2 separate regions of the Homo sapiens genome follow, and region 1 is linked to region 2. The links are chromatin contacts, found by Hi-C or POLR2A ChIA-PET in ENCODE. All regions are on one chromosome and are shown on one strand. Each heading gives the region's core, a stretch centred on a gene start or an enhancer-like site at or near the end of the contact. The rest is flanking DNA. Distances are from core to core; before and after follow the strand shown.

Region 1 (6,262 bases), core at 568-3,067, 640 kb before region 2:
CAGATGAAGTTAAAGGAAAGAGCAACATCTGCAAGGTAGCATGCATGGTTCAAGGGATTTGAGGTAATTGAGTTTCTTGATTTATTTTAAGACCTTGGAACTATTGGACCAGTCCTCTCTCACCCCCCTTAACATGTAGCAGTTATTTGTTCACGCTTCAAGAAGCTGAAAAATTAAGTTACAAGCATAAAAAGATCTAAAATGTCACAGAATTCTTGATCTAAATAAAGGAACTTGAATAGCAAGAGCAAACAAGTTCTAATTCTGTGCAAAAAGTGCCAAAACAAAGATATGTAAGAGGGATCTTGTCAAAGGCTACACAGCTAAAGCAATGTGTTCAAAGGAGGCAGGCGAGAGAATTCTCAACAGAAAGAGCATGTGGTAAAGCACAGAGACGTAAAAGTGTGGTTGGCTAAGGGAACTACAAGTACTTTTGTAACACTATAGGATTGAGGGAGTACACAATTAAGGTTAGAGAAATGAGCAAGGGCCAGACCAACAAGCTAAACATACCTCAGTAAGAATCCTGAGTTTATTCTACAGGCGAAGGGAGCTACTTAAGGATTTTAACAAGGAAAATAATGGAATTAGATTTGCTTTGTGTACTCAGAAAATACTAAAGTATCTGCTAAACAAATATAGTGGATCTAAAGATGGTAGGTCTTTGCAAACCAATTAAGTATGTAAGAACAAAAGTCACTTGTTACTAGGAAGAAATCTCTACCATAGTGGGTTATTAATACTCTGGGTGACTAACTATGTTGTAACAGATTAAGTCCTACTAAAAGAAGCTACATGGAGGCTTTATTTTATTAGCCTTGGCCAGACTAGTTTTATCCCCCTTTCCTCCAAAGGTAATATAATAAATTCGCATGGTACAAAATACACACACACACACACACACACACACACACACACACCCCAGAAAAGAAAAAGCATGGAAAAAAAAAAATCAAGTCTTTCTGTCACCCTTGTCCTCTAGCAATACAGTTTTCCTCCACAAACACCACCACTGTCACTATTATCTTATGGACTAAACCAGCCAAGTTAACTGTATTTTATTTAAATTCTCTTCTGAAACTCTTCTGCTAATAGTGCTTAAACATAACCAGGCCAGGCTCTGAATAAGATATAACATAAGACTACAAGGCTACATTTTACTTTCTCTTCACTCTTCTATCTCAATTACTACTGGTATTAAGTTATTAATGTTATAACTCAGTTATAAAGTGTAGTTACAGTAACTCAGTCACTGAATATAGGGGCAAGAAGTCAAACAACTCTCTAACCATTAATACAAACATCGTAATAAAGTAGATTAACCTGCTTTACAAGCTCAAGTATATGCTGTAATGCAAGGCAAATACACTAGCTTTAAAGTATGTAACTTATAATGTATTTAGTTATAGTAAAGCCTTATAAACCATTAATTTTAACTTCTTCCTGACTTTAACTTTTCTTTTGAGACAGGATCTCACATCTATTTTTCTGAGTAGAGGGTCCTTAGACTCCTTAAGTTTAATTGATAATTATCCTTTCCGATAATTGGAGAAAACATTCCAGTGGGCTCATAAAGTTCATAGAGCTATATACCTAAAAGCAGTAAGTTATGCTGTAAGAATCCTAAGCTACCCTGTAAGAATTCTATGTTTCTAAGTCTCTACCAAGCCTTCATCTAAGGCACTGAGTTTCACCTGTCACAGCTTAAGTCCCACAGTGTTTGAGGAAGTCGGAGTAAAAATAGTGTTAGTCAAATAGTGAAATTAAATTCAAAACCACAAAAGGAAGCAAACCACAGACACTACTAACTGAACCCCAAGTGATTCTAACAGATTCCTTCCTACTTCTCAACTTCAGAGGCAGGTGGAAGATGACTTTAAGAAAACACTATCAGAAAACAATGAGGAGGAAAAAGGAAAGTCAAAAACCTGTGTTTCCAATTCCTTGTTAGATCCCCAGAAAAAAAGCAGTAAGAAAAACACGCTGCATCAGTTAGCAATGACCTTCAGCCTCAGGGTATTTTACTTGTAAAAAAAAAAAAAAAAAAAAAAAACAACAAAGATTTGGCCTGGCACCTTGGTTCACACCTATAATCCCAGCACTTTGGGAGGCTGAGATGAGAGGATCACTTGAGCCCAGGAGTTTGATACCAGCCTGGGCAACATAATGAGACCCCATCTCTGCAAAAACTTTAAAAAATAAGGTAAATAAAAGATCTGGCTTTAAAGTGACAGAACTGCCTGCAACCCTAATCTATGTAATCCTTATATTACTTTCTCATTAAACATATGCTACCAAGAGAGCTATGCATATATATCTTTGATCTCCTTCAGGAATGTATTGGTACTAATCAAAATAGTCCATGTGGAATAGATATACTTTATTTAAAAAATGCAAAATTAAACAGGAGGCAAGTGACAAACTCTTTTTTTTTTTTTTTTTTTTTTTTGAGATGGAGTCTTGCTCTGTCGCCAGCCAGGCTGGAGTACAGTGGCTCGATCTCAGCTCACTACAACCTCTGCCTCCTAGGTTCAAGTGATTCTCCTGCCTCAGCCTCCCGAGTAGCTGGGACTACAGGAGTGCGCCAACATGCCCGGCTAATTTTTTGTATTTTAGTAGAAATGGAGTTTCACCATGTTGGCCAGGATGGTCTCGATCTCCTGACCTCATGGTCCACCTGCCTCAGCCTCAGTCTAGACAAGTCAGTCAGCCTCAGTCTAGACAAGAACAGAAAAGTAGCCTGTAACCTGTAATTCCTTCTTTTCCTCTCTCCCTCAGCCTCTACTAGTGAATGTAGTGTTATTCTACTACGAATGCAGTTATTAGAACAACAGTGATATGGGTTACTTCCCTAGGATTTATGTCCCAGTTTGAGTTAAAACACCAGCAAACATGAACATAATTCTGAAGTTGCAAGTTTTTTGTTTTTTTTTTTGAAACCGAGTCTCGCTCTGTCACCAGGCTGGAATGCAGTGGCATGATCTCGGCTTACTGCAACCTCTACCTCCCCAGTTCAAGCAATTCTCCTGCCTCAGCCTCCCAAGTAGCTGGGACTACAGGCGTGCACCACCACGTCCAGCTAATTTTTGTATTTTTAGTACAGATGGGGTTTGACCACGTTGGCCAGAATGGTCTCGATCTCTTGACCTCATGTTCCGTCCGCCTTGGCCTCCCAAAGTGCTGGGAATACAGGCATGAGCCACGGCGTCCAGCCGTGTCAAATTCTTAATAATGGCACATGTTTAAACATATTAAAAAAGCACACTTAAGTGGTGGTCATTTACACAACTGAACAGGACCCTGCTCCTTCCTATATAGCCTTCCTAATTGTGAGGAAAAAAAGACAGGAACTTCGGCTGGGCGTGGTGGCTCATGCCTGTAATCCCAGCACTTTGGGAGGCCAAGGGGGCGTGGATCACGAGGTCAGGAGATCGAGATCATCCTGGCTAACACAGTGAAACCCCGTTTCTACTAAAAATACAAAATATTAGCCGGGCCCATGGTGGCACACGCCTGTAGTCCCAGCTACTCCAGAGGCTGAGGCAGGAGAATCGCTTGTACCCGGGAGGCGGAGGTTGCAGTGAGCCAAGACCGCCCTACTGCACTCCAGCCTGAGTGACAGAGCAAGACTTTGGCAAAAAAAAAAAAAAGAACTTCAAGTGACCGTATTGGCTAAGAGAAGGTTAAATTTGCTTCCACCTCTTCAAATAAGGTAGGTAAGATTGTTTTCCTTACTGATGTTCCTTTTGAGTGAGAATGTCTAGAACACTCAGCAATTCTTCCCATATTTTCCTGTTATATACTCAAAAGAGAAATATGCCAAAGCACACAATAATAGGACAAGTCACTCTTATTAACTGCAAGTCTGGTTTAGGTATACCCTTACAGTAGGAGCATGTAACAGGGTGGCCAAACTATATAACTATGTCTAGTAATATCAATATAGATTAAAACTTTTAAAATGCAACATATTTTTAAACAGGTTTTATTTTCAAAACAGCACATAGTAACCATAAAGTATTCTCAGTCAGTTATAAAGGTGTGATGGCATATAAGCTATACCACAGAAACTGAATTGTATTTTTATTCTTTATTTATTGAGACAGGGTCTTGCCCTGTTGCCCAGGCTGGAGTGCAGTGGTACCACTGCAGCCTCGACCTCCCAGGCTCAAGTGATCTTCCTACCTCAGCCTCCTCAGTACCTGAGACTACAGGCGCCACCATGCCTGGCTAATTTTTTTTTTTTTTTAAGAGACAGGTTCTCCCTATGTTACCCAGGCTGGTCTCGAACTCCTGGGCTCAAGTAATCCTCCCAGCTCGACCTCCCAGTGTTGGGATTACAGGTATGAACCACTGTACCCAGCCATAAACTGAATTATACACTATGGAACTAAGCATGGATAAAGTCAAAGGACATATACAACATTCTCTATAAACTTGCAGGTATTTTCAGAGGACATATCTGAAATACATGTAATATATCTGGATACATGTATCCAAACTACAGCTACATTTTATTATCCTCTCAATCTGCAAAATGCCATTAGTGTTGAAGCTGGAGATATCCTATTTTAACATATGCTTGGAAATTCCTATGATAAAGTTTTTTTTAACTTAAAAGAATTTTTATTTTGCTGTTATAAGAATATGGAGTCAATAAACTGGGTCCAAAAAAAGGGGCTTGTTTTTTTGAATAGTTATCACGTGCATACAGTAAAGCACTAAAATCTTACAAAAGGTTATACTATGAAAAGTCACCCACCCCGTCTTTCCAGTAATACCCTTCTCCCCTAAGCAATTAGAGATACTTTTGCATTTCAGAGTTATCCTGTAGCATATGAAAGTATGTATTTCCTCCGCCCTTTTCCAACAGAATGGCACAAGACACAAAAGTATACAAATAAACTGCTTCCTTGTTTTTACAGAAAAGCACCCAAACTTTGTAACTCATTTGGTTTCCAGATTCGATTTTGGTCTGCAAGTGGCACTACTTTAGGACTTGACACCTAAACCTGGATCTAAAAAGGCAATTAAACAAATTTATTCCCTATTTATTCTTTAAAACTCTGAAGTACCCTGGAGTTACATGTTACAAATGATTTTAAAATGCATCTCCTTCCTTCTCCATTCCAACTTCTATTAACAGGGGGAGGTGGGGAGTAAAAGGTAGGATTCTGTTTTTATAATGAGAAAATAGTACTTCGGCTTCCCCATAATCTAGAGCAGGGATCCCGAACCACAGGCCGCAGACCAGTATTCCGTTAGCAACTGGGCCACACAGAAGAAGGTGAGCAGCCAATGAGCAGTCATCACCGCCTGAGCTCTACCTCCTGTCATTTCAGCCACGGCATTAGATTCTCATAGGCACGCGAACCCTATTGTGAACTGTGCAAGCGAGGGATCTAGGTTGCTCACTCCTTATGAGAATCTAACGAATGCCTTGTGATCTGAGGTGAAACAATTTCATCTGAGACCATCCCACCCCCACTCCCACCCCCAACCGGTGGAAAAATTTTCTTCCACAAAACTGGTCCCTGGTGCCGCCAAAAAGGTTGTGGACCACTGATCTAGAGAACACAGGCTGTGTTTATGTTTTCTCATATGAAACATTTGAGATGACAGTATCTATCTCAGAGGTGTGAAGATTTAATGTGAATGCAAAGAACAATGCCTGACATCTAACAGCTCAACAGATATTGCCTTCTGTTTTTTTTTAAGAGACAGGGTCTTGCTCTGTCACCCAAGCTGGAGTGCAAGAGATAGGGTCTTGCTCTGTCACCCAAGCTGGAGTGCAGTGATGTGATCACAGCTCACTGTATCCTTAAACTCCTGGGATCAAGCAACCCAGAGCTCACTGATATTAACTATTAATACATACAACATATCAGTACTTTAAGCCAGCTCAAGGTTAGCTTTTTTGCATTTGCATTTTATTATCTGCTTAATTCAGCTGTCCATAGGTTGGCTGAAACTCTGGGTGTGAATTTCTTTCAACTACTGATACTAGATTAGTGGTCTCTGGGTGCTTAACTGCCTCAGACACTATGAAATGCCTTTTTTTTTTTAAAGTTTGTTTTTGTTGGGGAAGTGAGGAGAAAAGGAAATTACACTTTAGGACTTCCAATTCTTTTTTTTCTCATACAGGGTCTTGCTCTGTGGCCCAGGGTGGAATTCAGTGGCACAATCATGGGTCACTGCAGCTTCAACCTCCTGGGCTGCTTAATTCAGCTGTCCATAGGTTGGCTGAAACTCTGGGTGTGAA
Region 2 (6,201 bases), core at 196-2,695:
TAGCCAGGTGTGATGGCACAGGCCTGTTGGGAGGCTGAGGTGGGAGGATCATCTGAGCCCTGGGAGGTCAAGGCTGTGGTAAGCCATGATTGCACCACTGTACTCCAGCCTGGGTAACAGAGTGAGACCCTGTCTCAAGAAAACAAACAAAAATTTTAACATTATGCAGGGGGTGGAGTTTTAGTCTCACTTTTAATTCCCTTTCTGTGGGGGGTTCATTTTTCTATCCCAAGGCAGTGTTTAAAAATCCTCACAGGAAGCTCTCCAGGGCAACTGTGGTCCCTGACCCACTAATGAAAGTTCCTTATCTTTCTTTGTTTCTGACACTGTGGATTTCCTTTCTGCCTTTTAATGTGCTTGTTCATTAAAATAATGTTTTACATTTATATTTTATCTTGCTATTTGTAAGGATTTGTAGCAGAAAGATTTTCAGGTTTTCTTGATTGCTATCTTGCTGAAACAAATACTTTTTATAGAATTATTCTTTTAAAAATCAACTGATGTGGCCAGGCACAGTGACCTGTAATCCCAGCACTGTAAGAGGCTAAAGTGGGAGGATCTCTTCTCAAGCCCAGGATTTCAAGACCAGCCTGGGCAACATATTATAGCAAGACCCTGTCCCTCCAAAAAATTTTTAAATTAGCAGGGCATGGTGTCATGTACCTGTGGACCTATCTACTTGGGAGGCTAAGGCGGAAGTATCCCTTGAGCTTAGGAGTTTGAGGCTGCAGTGAGCTATGATCAGGCCACTGCAGCCCAGCCTAGGGTGACAGAGCGAGACCCTGTCTCTCAAAAAATAAAAATAAATACAAATCAACCGACATACACAAAAAAATTAGATGCCCAATTAGAATACAAACTATTATTAGAATTGCCAGAATTTCTAATATTCATACACCATGTGGATTTGTATAACACATTTATATTTATGTTTTAGGCTAGGGAATATAATTATGTCTATAATGAATCAGGATTAAAAGAGTTCCTGTTATCTCTTGTGACTGAAAAAAAAACAGTGTTTGATTTGGAAAAAAGTATTATCAGTATAATAAAATTAATGCTGGTTTCAAATAATAACTTTCAGGTACTATGGAAAGGGCAATTTTAAACTTTGAGAACAGAAATAAAACCACTCTAAATAGCTAAAGAGAATCGAGGTTTGTGCGGTTACTTTTGTCTTTGTTTTGTTAGTGTTTAGTTTGTTGAATTCTTGGCATTCCATGTAAAATTCAATAGGAATCTCAGTTTAGCAGATACGGAGATTTCTGTTTCCTTTTACTTACAGTGGTTTCTTTTCAGAAACATGTTCTCCTTCCTTCCTGCCAGGAATGAGTAGCGACAGTGACATTGAATGTGACACTGAGAATGAGGAGCAGGAAGAGCATACCAGTGTGGGCGGGTTTCACGACTCCTTCATGGTCATGACACAGCCCCCGGATGAAGGTGCAGCACATGATGTCATTTTACACAGATTACTAAAACCACCGCTGCCGCTTCTCTTTCTTCTTCTTCTGCTGCTGCTACTTCTACTTTTTCCGCTCTACTGCTTTTGCTTCTTCTGCTTCTACTTCTTTTTTTTTTTTTTTAATTATTGTCATTTGTGAGACAACATTCTTTGGTTAACTATTATGGTGAGTACTAAAAAAACACAGCCAGTAATATTTGGCTTGGTTGCACCTAATGAGTGCTACTTACTGGGCAGAGACGGGGTCCACAACCTGCTTTTGTATAGTCTGTGACCTGAGAATGGTTTTTACTTTGTAAAGAGTCTTTAAAAACCAAGCAAAAGAAACAAAGAAGAATTTTCTTTGTGGGTTTTTTTTTTCTTTTTTTTTTTTTTTGCCCCGAGATGGAGTCTTGTTCTGTCACCCAGGATGGAGTGCTGTGGCGTGATCTTGGCTCACTGCAACCTCCGCCTCCTGGGTTCAAGCGATTCTCCTGCCTCAGCCTCCTGAGTAGCTGGGATTACAGGTATACACCACCACGCCTGGCTAATGTTTTTGTATTTTTAGTAGAGATGGAGTTTCACCATGTTGGCCAGGCTGGTCTCGAACTCTTGACCTCGTGATCCACCTGCCTTGGCCTCCCAAAGTCCTGGTATTACAGGCGTGAGCCACCGTGCCCAGCCCAAAGAAGAATTTTCAAGAGAGTCCATTTGTGGCCTACAATGCCTAAATATTTACCCTTCATAGGAAATGATTGCCAATCCCTGGGGAGATTTCAGATGTTTGGGTTTTTTTTCCTTTTCTAGCCTACTGTAAGATAACTTTAACCTTTTAAAATAAAAATAACTTAGAAATACATGCAGATTATGAAATAATTTTTATTCCCTCCTACCCCCAAAAAAGTTATTAGGAAAAAAACAAGAGAAACCTACTATTAATATTTTCCCTTGTTTTCTTCTGTCTTATTTGCATTGCATTTCTTCTTCTTTTTTTTTTAGACAGAGTCTTGCTCTGTCTCCCAAGCTGAAGTGCAGTGGCACAATCTCAGCTCACTGCAACTTCTGCCTCCTGGGTTCAAGCAATTCTCCCACCTCAGCCTCCTGAATAGCTGGGACTACAGGCATGTGCCACCACATCCAGCTAGTTTTTGTAATTTTTAGTAGAGACAGGGTTTCACCATGTTGGCCAGCCTGGTCTCGAACTCCTGACCTCAGGTGATCTGCCCACCTTGGCCTCCCAAAGTACTGGGGTTACAGGTGTGAGCTACCATGCCAGCCCTACCTAAATATTTTATAAATAGTTTTTTATTCTGCTTTTTTCACTTAAATATATTTGTATGTTATTTAAAATTTCATAAACTTCATTTTTTATGGCAACCTAATATTCTATCATGTGGATATACCATAAGTATTCTGCTGTCAAGCAGTTTTCTGGAATACAGATTAATCAGTAAAAGGATATACTGTCAAGTTAGAGAAATACACATTTAAAGTTACCCAGAGGCCTTAATAATCAATCTGAACATTCCTCTGCAAGATATCCTGGAGTGACAACATTGTTAAGCCTATGCCATTTTCTGCTTTATATTTTGCATATTTTCCTGGTGCTCTGGTATCTTTTTCAATACAGAACCAAGCATTTGATGATTTGTAAGTATTAAGGCATCTTTAGTAACTTCCTCTGCTTCTAAAATAAGCATCCAAATTTTGTGCAAGTTATTTGGAGTGCTGGTGGGTTTTTGTAGTGATACTTGAATGCGTAGTTTAATTGGCTTTGAAATATGTTTTATGTTTATAAGGTCTTGAATCTTGAGAATATACACCATTGCTTCTTGTTCCCTTTTTAAGCTGTCCCCAGATTGTCCCCAGGAGGACAAAATGAGACAATTCCTGTCATCTTTTAATTGTGGGTGTCTATTACACATTTTGTTTTTTTCTCCTTTATTTTTCCTTTGTGTTTGCTTATACCTGACTCAGATCACAAATTCTCTGAAGACAGAGATTTGTTCACAACCCAGCACATCTTTATCACTTAAATAACACATTTGGTAAGATTATTTAAAGACTTGGGAAGGAAAATACTGCCCTTGTTATATGCTTTTAAATTTTAAATTTTTTATTTATTTTTTAATCATAGATACACATTCCAGTTTTCCTGATGGTGAACAAATAGGCCCTGAAGATCTCAGCTTCAATACAGATGAAAATAGTGGAAGGTAATTGCCAAATCAAGAGAACTGACTTGCAAGCTACCTTGACCCTGAATTTTGCTGTAGTTGGTGCTCAAATTTGTCATCAGTCAGATAATCAGATTTGGTCTTATTTCTTCATTATCTCGACCTGAAATAGTAATTTGGAAACTGTTGGAAGGTGGCACAGTTTAGTCTAAGACAGCAGTAGTACATGGGAAAAACAGTATGGGAAGAGTTCTTTGTAATGTAAGGAAATAACAATGTAGTTCTCTATTAATTTAGCAAATTTGTACATTCACAAAAGGCAGTTTGTCTACTACAGCAGAAGGCTGGTTAACTGCCAGAAAATGTACCTCCAGGCCCTGCATGCCGTCAGTAACCCGCCCGGCATTGGTGCTCTACTGTCTTTGGCTAGAGCTTAGTTGTGTTTAAATAATCATCTTTATATTTGGGGTTTTAATTACAGTTCCATTAGTGCCTGTAGATTAGTGAACAGAAAATTGCTTTGGAAGAGATTCTGCCCTGTAGACACTATGTGAATAACTGAAGTAACACTAGACTGAATCTCCTTTTTGGAGTATGTATCTTCTCTCACTTGTTCAAGTACAGGCACACTGTTCAACCGCATGGTATCTTTCTGTTGTGTGACTTCTACAAATGTAATTTTAAATGAAATTAAGTTAACATGGATTCATTACGTTCCTGGCCCTGTAGACACGTGTAAGATTATTTAAAATTCTTTCATTTTTTTCTGCCTCTTACTATACGACTGTAGTGCAACAAATATTTTAAAGCCCCCTTTTCTTCTTTATTTTCATTAGTTGTACATTGATTTCAGTGTCAACACATTTAAAGATTCATTCATGTTGCACAGTGGCTTACATGAACGTGAAACTGTGATATAAGGTTTTCTTTCATACTCATAATTAGCCCAAAACAGTTGCCAAACTTTGCCATTGTGCTCCTGCATTTGTGTTTGAGCTGCTATATATTTGTGGAAATTACACTGAAAGTTGACTAAGAGACTATTGAAAAAGCATGAATAATTAAATATACATGTGAGAGACATCTCATCTGCTGTATTTTACTTAGTGAATATTGTTCACTCTTCCGTGTCTGATGTCTTGCTGAATGCTGTGACTCATAGTTTACTTTTGTTCAAAATAGTTTGCACTTTTTGTTAATAAAATCAACTTGAGAAAATATGCCTCTGCTGTTTATTAAATTGGGACCAGAAACCCCTTCTTTTCTACTCATTGCCTCATTAGTAGTGTAGAGAAGATCCAAACATTTGATTAGTTTGTGTTTAGTCTAATGGCGAGGAGTGATGCCTAGCATCGATCCCAGTCATTCTAAAATTAGAATAAACCTGAAAGGCCAAAAGATTTCTTCAGAGATGATAGCTTTTAGTTCAGACCTGTTTGCTTTTAGGACAGGAAAGTAGTTTCCCCCTCGTTTCCAAGCCACCTTATATACTAAAGCTGCTCTGAGTTCCTTGGTGATGTCGGGAACACCGCTGTTTTCCCTCTTCCTTGATGTAGTCTGCTATGCTAAATTTTAGGTAGCAGAGAGGGAAGGAAGAGGCACAGGAGAAGAACCAGTTGCTCCACTCTCTGCTTGTCCTACTTTCTTGCTCTTTCTGTACCCTGATAGAGCCCTCAGCATGTTTTTTTATTTTTATTTTTGTAACCTTTCCTTTTTTGCTGAAGAACAGTCTGCTGTTACCTTGCTTCTGTATTTAGTATTTTATCTCAAGTTCATTCCTGGAAAATCTCTCCTGAATAGAGTTTTCTTAGGGCTAGAGATACATTAATGCTTGTGTTGTCTGTGAACGTGTCCTTTCTGGACAACTTTAACTACTTGTGTCATTGATCTTTAAGTAACCTTTGAGGTAGATGAGTTGTGTATCAAACCTGTTTGGCCATGGAGCCTTAGGTTCAGGGAGGTTGTATGATTCTCTTCAGGTTCAAAACCACTGGCAGGGATGGGGTGAACTGCTGGTCTAGTGCCTTTTCCACTTTATCTCACTTGCAGCAGACCCAACATTCTGATACCTAATAATTTAAAACCTAAAGATTATTCTTTTTTTTTAGCTTTTAATTTTGAGATAATTTCAGGTTTGCAAAAGAGTTGAAAAAATTGTGCAAGAGTTTCCGTATACCCTCTGCCCAGCTTCTCCTTTTGTTAATGCCTTACATAATCACAGAACAGTGATCAAAACTAAGAAGTTAATCCTGGTTGCAATATTGTTTACCAAACTACAGAATTTGTTCAGATCGCACCAGTTATTTCACAAATGTTCTTTTTCTGTTCTAGGATCCGGTCTAGGATCCCACATTGTATTTTGTTACCATGTTTCCTCAGGATCCTTCAGTATATGACAGCTCTTCCGCCTTTCCTTGCTTTCATGACCTTGATATTTTTGAAGAGGATGTGTTATTTTATTAAATGTTCTTCTTATTTGGGTTTGACAGATGCTTTCCTATATTAAATTGAGGTTATGCATTATTGGGAAGGCCCTTAGTGCATCACATCAGGGGGGATATGATGTTGATATATAAATAT

The links. Hi-C counts contacts between places; a loop is a spot of excess contacts on that map. ChIA-PET counts read pairs that join two places held with the same protein, here RNA polymerase II (POLR2A). Pooled maps may share reads with other maps.
Region 1: a loop to region 2 is called in a pooled map, with 4 times the contacts of the local background. The contact joins two enhancer-like sites. A Hi-C loop is called at or near these places in 1 of 50 pooled maps. POLR2A ChIA-PET finds 5 or more read pairs at or near these places in 2 of 52 experiments (HCT116 and activated CD4-positive, alpha-beta T cell).

Annotation. Positions count from the first base shown.
Region 1 is chr17:59,637,791-59,644,052 of GRCh38, reverse strand. All of the region lies in intron 1 of CLTC (clathrin heavy chain), which reads right to left. Among named protein-coding and RNA genes, the nearest start is that of CLTC, 21 kb to the right of the region's middle. RefSeq lists a silencer at 1,712-1,791. Within about 2 kb of position 1,817, at least 6 of the 41 ENCODE cell types and tissues checked have a DNase peak (open chromatin) inside an H3K27ac peak, as active enhancers do.
Region 2 is chr17:58,996,840-59,003,040 of GRCh38, reverse strand. TRIM37 (tripartite motif containing 37) reads left to right here. Exons shown (of 24, transcript NM_015294.6): 23 at 1,327-1,443; 24 at 3,582-4,839. The coding sequence ends at 3,664. Among named protein-coding and RNA genes, the nearest start is that of TRIM37, 110 kb to the left of the region's middle. RefSeq lists enhancers at 1,305-1,354, 1,405-1,644, 589-1,788. Within about 2 kb of position 1,445, at least 22 of the 41 ENCODE cell types and tissues checked have a DNase peak (open chromatin) inside an H3K27ac peak, as active enhancers do.